Regions from separate parts of the Homo sapiens genome. Here region 2 is linked to region 1. Evidence: chromatin contacts called from ENCODE Hi-C or POLR2A ChIA-PET data. All regions are on one chromosome and are shown on one strand. The core of a region is the stretch at or near the end of the contact, and the rest is flanking DNA. Distances in the headings are between cores, read along the strand shown.

The links. A loop is a pair of places that touch in the nucleus more often than their neighbours do. ChIA-PET counts read pairs that join two places held with the same protein, here RNA polymerase II (POLR2A). Pooled maps may share reads with other maps.
Region 2: a map of prostate gland shows a loop between it and region 1 (4-fold over the local background). The contact joins the enhancer-like site here to the promoter of CYP51A1 in region 1. A Hi-C loop is called at or near these places in 1 of 168 maps with a recorded cell type or tissue (prostate gland) and 3 of 50 pooled maps. POLR2A ChIA-PET finds 5 or more read pairs at or near these places in 3 of 52 experiments (A673, Caco-2 and Panc1).

What each region holds. Positions count from the first base shown.
Region 1 is chr7:92,133,060-92,135,921 of GRCh38, reverse strand. It overlaps CYP51A1 (cytochrome P450 family 51 subfamily A member 1), which reads left to right and starts at 1,445. Exons shown (of 10, transcript NM_000786.4): 1 at 1,445-1,749. The coding sequence starts at 1,558. It overlaps CYP51A1-AS1 (CYP51A1 antisense RNA 1), which reads right to left and starts at 1,359. Exons shown (of 3, transcript NR_122110.1): 1 at 840-1,359. RefSeq lists enhancers at 457-1,283, 820-1,479, 1,850-1,899, 2,060-2,109, 1,284-2,110.
Region 2 is chr7:92,040,794-92,043,672 of GRCh38, reverse strand. It overlaps AKAP9 (A-kinase anchoring protein 9), which reads right to left. Exons shown (of 50, transcript NM_005751.5): 18 at 2,775-2,879; 19 at 1,487-1,627; 20 at 902-1,005. Among named protein-coding and RNA genes, the nearest start is that of CYP51A1, 92 kb to the left of the region's middle. RefSeq lists a silencer at 1,344-1,638 and an enhancer at 1,344-1,638. Within about 2 kb of position 1,497, at least 3 of the 41 ENCODE cell types and tissues checked have a DNase peak (open chromatin) inside an H3K27ac peak, as active enhancers do.

The sequences.
Region 1 (2,862 bases), core at 196-2,695:
CACCGGCTCAGTCGGACTAGGGTCCAGAAAGTCTGAGCCCCGAACAAAGGGATCAATCACCTTTTAAGCAGTTTGTGTTGGGAGTTACGTGTTGCATGAAGTGTACTTGCAGAAGCAAGAACAAAGGCAGTAAATTACTCTTACATTTGTTACACCATATGTCTTACGTCCTTGGGAATACATGCTTTTGTAACACTTGCTAATCAGTTTTGTGACTTTACAGCAGCGCTAGGGAGGGAAGCAAGAACTCGCTGTGCCTCAAGGAATGTGAAACGATGGAACACAGATAAGCCTCTCCACGCATAGGGGAGAAATAAGCAGTTAATATACTCTTAACCCAGGCCTTGGGTAGGGGAGGTGCTATATTACATTCTACCTCAAAGGAAAAGAATATACTTCTTGATTAGTATACTTATAAAATTCATTAATTTCCCTTTCACTGGATATTCCTACTAATTCCCCCAGGGCCTTGCAGTTTTGTCTCATTCGCTGCTCTATCCCCTAGCTTAGCACAAAACCTAGTTCTTAACATTGATTAAATAAATGAATCCGGTCAGGTGCTCCCGTGGGTGATCTGGAAGGAGTTAAATTTGGTAGTCATGGGAGACGCTTCTGTGAAGCCATAGGAGCGAAGATTGATTGTGGCGGCAGGACTGAACTCAGCTTCTGAATCTTTCTAGCCGCTAAACCTACAGACTAAGTGGCGTCCTTGGGGAATGCTGCCTCAAACGGCTCGCGACGTCCTAAAACATGTACATTTATTTTGGAAAATCTGTTTTCGTAAAACCTAGCATACTTAATCACCAACATTTGTTAACTTCATGGTGGCATATTAATACCTGTCAGGTTGATTTTAGTTGGAGTGGGACGGGGCTGACCTCACCGTCCTACCCTTCGGTATGAGGCCGGCGTCTTCACGACCTCGCTTTTCACAACCCCAGTCCCCGAGGGCTTATTTGGGGCTGTCGGAGTCCCCAAGACGTGGCCCCGGAGAAGGGTGAGGTGCCACAGTTCGAGGTGCCCCAGTACCCTGCGTCCGGACAGGGGGCGGTGCTCACGCCCAAGGCCCCGCTGACGCGATGTAGGCCGAGATCACCTCAGGCGCTCGCGGTGCAATCACAGAGCGCGCCGTCGCCGCTCGAGCTCGCCCTGAGATCCCTCCGCTCAGCGCCTTCAACGCCGTGTCCCGGCACCCCGCACCCGGGCACACAAAAAACGGGTCGCCCGCGATTCTCAGGGATTGATCGCCTCTTCAGGTAAGTTATCTTCCGGCCCCGTACCACTGTGCCACAGGCGCAGCCCGCTTCCTCAGGTGCCCTATCCCGCGCAAGAAGACCACGGCTTCACAGAGTGTTATTTAAGGGGCGTGGCCAGCGGAACATCCCGCCCCATTCTGTGACGCACGGGGTGGCGCGCGTGGGACCCGAGGGGTGGGGCTGGGTTTAGTAGGAGACCTGGGGCAAGGCCCCCTGTGGACGACCATCTGCCAGCTTCTCTCGTTCCGTCGATTGGGAGGAGCGGTGGCGACCTCGGCCTTCAGTGTTTCCGACGGAGTGAATGGCGGCGGCGGCTGGGATGCTGCTGCTGGGCTTGCTGCAGGCGGGTGGGTCGGTGCTGGGCCAGGCGATGGAGAAGGTGACAGGCGGCAACCTCTTGTCCATGCTGCTGATCGCCTGCGCCTTCACCCTCAGCCTGGTCTACCTGATCCGTCTGGCCGCCGGCCACCTGGTCCAGCTGCCCGCAGGGGTGGTACGTACATTCTTTAGGGTCTGAGTGGGGCGCGCGCCGCAGCTGAGGCGGCCGAAGGGCTGGCGTGGGCGGCTCCGTGGCCCCGACCGGCTCAGTGGATGGCAAGGGCGGGGGCGACTGCGGCCATGCTTGGCGTGGCTTTGGTGGCAGGCGCGCTGGGGGCTGGAGTAGTGGCTGCGGCGGCGGCACTGCTGCTGGTGGCGCTGGCTGTAGCACCCGCCATTGCCTTGTGTTGGGGGGCGGTGCTGGCCTCCCCGGCTGTGTATCTGATCCTAGACGGGGTCGTGGTTGCGGCATTTGTGGTTGTAGCGGTCTGTACTGACCGCAGCAGTGGTGCCCCTAGTGGCGGTGGCTGGATTGGCGGCTGTGGGTTTGAACGACCCGGTGGTCGTTGGGGCCCTTGGTGGGGGTCCTGACGGAGATGCTGTTGGCAGCTGGCCCGTCATCCTGGAGGCTGCCCTGTGTGGTTCAGTGTTCTGTGGGCTGTAGCAGTGCCCCTAATGGTGGTTTATACCCATATTAAGGAGGATGTGTAGAGTGTGGTAATGGTAGTGACTGGAGTGTGGTAAGGGCCTTCCTCTGATGCTAATAATGTAACAGTTTCTCGGCCGGGAGCAGTGGCTCACGCCTGTAATCCCAGCACTTCGGGAGGCCGAAGCGGGCGGATCACCTGAGGTCAGGAGTTCCAGACCAGCCTGAACAACATGGAGAAACCCCATCTCTACTAAAATACAACAAAACAAAACAAAAATTAGCTGGATGTGGTGGCACACGCCTGTAGTCCCAGCTGCTTGGGAAGCTGAGGCCCGAGAATCACTTGAACCTAGGAGGCGGAGGTTGCAGTAAACCGAGATTGCGCCACTGGACTCCAGTCTGGGCGACAGAATGAGACTCCGTCTCAAAAAAAAAAAAAATCATTTTCTTCAATTTAACAGCCTTATTAACCTAGCTTTCAATCTCCCAAATGTTATTTGATTGTGCCTTTTACAGTCAGCAATAAGTAGCTTTTGAAAACTACCCTTTTACTGACAATGCAATGTACAAACTTTTGACCAAGTAGCTTTTAAAATAATTTTTGTTTGAACCATACCAGGCATAAGAAAGAGTTATTTA
Region 2 (2,879 bases), core at 248-2,747, 92 kb after region 1:
TAAAACTAAACTAATTTAGTAGGAAGCCAAGGGTTTTATTTCCTTAACTTGTTCTGAGGTTTTGTTTAAGCCCCAAACCCCAGAACTAGAATAATGTGAAAATATTTCTACTTAAGAGAAATGATTAAAATTAATATGGTGGTTAAAAAAAAATACTCATTTTATTGGCACTTACTATAAAAATTCCTAGAAATTAAATACTGCATAGTTTTCAAAATTTACCAATTAGAGATAAATAATATAAAATAAACAAAGTGTTTATTTTATATTGCCGTGGTAACTCTAATTTTCATACACTGTCTTTCTTGTTTGAGTTCCATACTGACTGCGTTCCATACTGATGATCCAATGGGGAAGCCAAAATCTTAGGGGCCAAATTCCTCCATGCAAGCTGAGGAAGGAGGTTAGGAGGACACAAGAGGGTTGACAGTCACAGAAATTGGAAAAGGAGGAAATTAAGAAGTAAATATTAGTTTTAATTTAAAATTAAAGAAATTATTTTCATTTGAACAAAACAAAGTTTAAAATATTGTGCTTAAAGTCTTTAATACTAATGTAGGATAACTATTCTCACTTAATATTTCACATTTTTATATTAACCTCTACAAAATCAAAGTAAGGAAAAGTTTTGCTAACATCAGGTGATTAACAGTTAAGTATGTGATTAATATCCAATCAAAATTTATATAGAAAAGATTTTTTTAAAATGTTATCTATTTAATGATGAAAAACTGAAAATCCTTTACATACTACACATACATGGACATGTTTCATACACAGATGGTATGATGATTTTTAAGACAAAGTATCAATGTACAAGATAAAAATAAGGACAAAGTCTATTACATTGAAACAACCATTTTAATTTACTTTGCACTGAAAAAGTACACATTTTGTATACCTTTCATTAGACAAAATCTCAGGAGGCACATCTTCAGGTTTTCTGTCTAATTCCTTTTCTTTAAATGTTTGTTCTTCAACTTCTCCTTGGTTTTCATTTCCATTCTGTTTAAGTTTGTGTAAAGGAAGAGAGGAGAAGACAGAAAGAAAACCTGTCAACTTGGAAACAGCATGTCATTCTTCTATATTGGTATGAGATAAAATAGAAACCTCTGTGCACAAAATTGATACTGGTTGGTATAATATTTAACTACACTCGAGATTAGTGTTATCAAAAGAGGATAAAACATTCTCGTACACAAATAAAAAATTTTAATGGGTTCAAATTATCCATGCTGTAGTGCAACAATAAAGTTTGTTAGGTTCTCTTTGGTGAAACAATACTTGCTGTTAACAGAATGTCAGATTCAAATTACCTTAAATGAAATGTAAGGCATTTTGACTCCACCTACCTTACACACATGCAGTCACAAATATGTTAAGCTCAGTACCTATAAAAGAATACATCTCATACCAACAACAAAGACAAACAAATCCTACTGAATTGGTGATCCATTGCTCCTAGGTGGGGCAAAGTCCATACTACCTGTGTTTGCGTACTGCTGTTGCGCAGCTCACAACACAGCTTCTCTCTTCCAGCTAAAGACAGCTGCTTTAGTGCTTCCAGCTCCTCTAAAAGCACCCTCTCTCTCTCTGAAACCAGGTTTTCATTATCTATGGAGGATCTCTAAATAAGAAAAAAGGTCATGAAAGAATACTGTTTGTGATAGAGAAAAAGGGTAGAAATATTAAGCAGATTTCTTTTAACCCCCGGGACCAACAGGCCCTGGTTCTACTTATGATTCATATTCCATCGTAAGGGGTTAAAAGTATATACAAAGATCAATGCAAAATTTAAAATATTTTTTAAAAGCCAATTAAGTCTATATATTCAGGAATTTGTGCAGTTCAATTAATTTTTGTCAATTTTGCATTGAAAATTAAGAAGTTTGAATTCACAAAATGCAATGAAGAAAAGCAAAGTTAATTTTTCCAAATAATGTTTTATGCTCAGCTCCCAATTATCTTATTATTTTATGTTTGAAAGAATACTGTTAATAGTTATCTCTAGATATTTATTATCTCTCTTAGCTTCAGTTTTCAAAATTAAATTCAATAAGTTTTCATAAGAACTTCTACATAAATATTTCTTGCTTTTCTGCAATGGTTTTGTGAGTATATTTTATACAGCAGTTGACAAGAATCCAGCTCCCAAATACCAAGAAGTATTTAAATTTAGTCAAGAAAGGGATAAGAATGTTAAATAAATTTGCATTTCTCAAATCAAGAAGAGATGTTTCCCTGGAAAGAGTTTCAGAAGCATACTACTTCCGATTTCCATTCATGATTAAAAAGATGGATTAAAGACAGATAAAGGTAAACCTTCGAGATGCTAATTGGTGGACTCACAAAACTATAAATGAAGATAGTAAAACTGAATGATAGTAACTGCATAATGGAGCACCTCAGCACAATGTTATTTCCAAAATGTCAAAGTGAGTTTGCTATATATGGCTAATGGAATGATTTAAAAGAAAAAAACAAAACCGTGTAGCCACTTTTCCAGTGCTTGAAAAAGGAGTTAAATAAAATGACAGAAAGACAATGCCCACTCCAAGGTTGAGATAGGTGTCCCTAACAAGATCTAAAGCTGCTGTCTTAGTATAGAGTGTGTTCCTGATGCTAAATATATGTAGTTTATTCAGATTTCGGCAAAAAAAAAAAAAAATTATGGCTACATAAAAAATACTGTTGTTTTAATTGGGGATCTGGTTCAAGTTGGTGTTTGGAAAAAAAAATAACTGGGGAGAGAAAGGGGACTACAAGACCCTTACCTGGGCTAATTGTCTATTAAGTCTCTTAATCTCTTCTTGTAGCTGTTCCTGGTCTTCTCGCTGTCTCTCCATTTGCCGCATATGTGCTTGCCTTAACAATTCCGT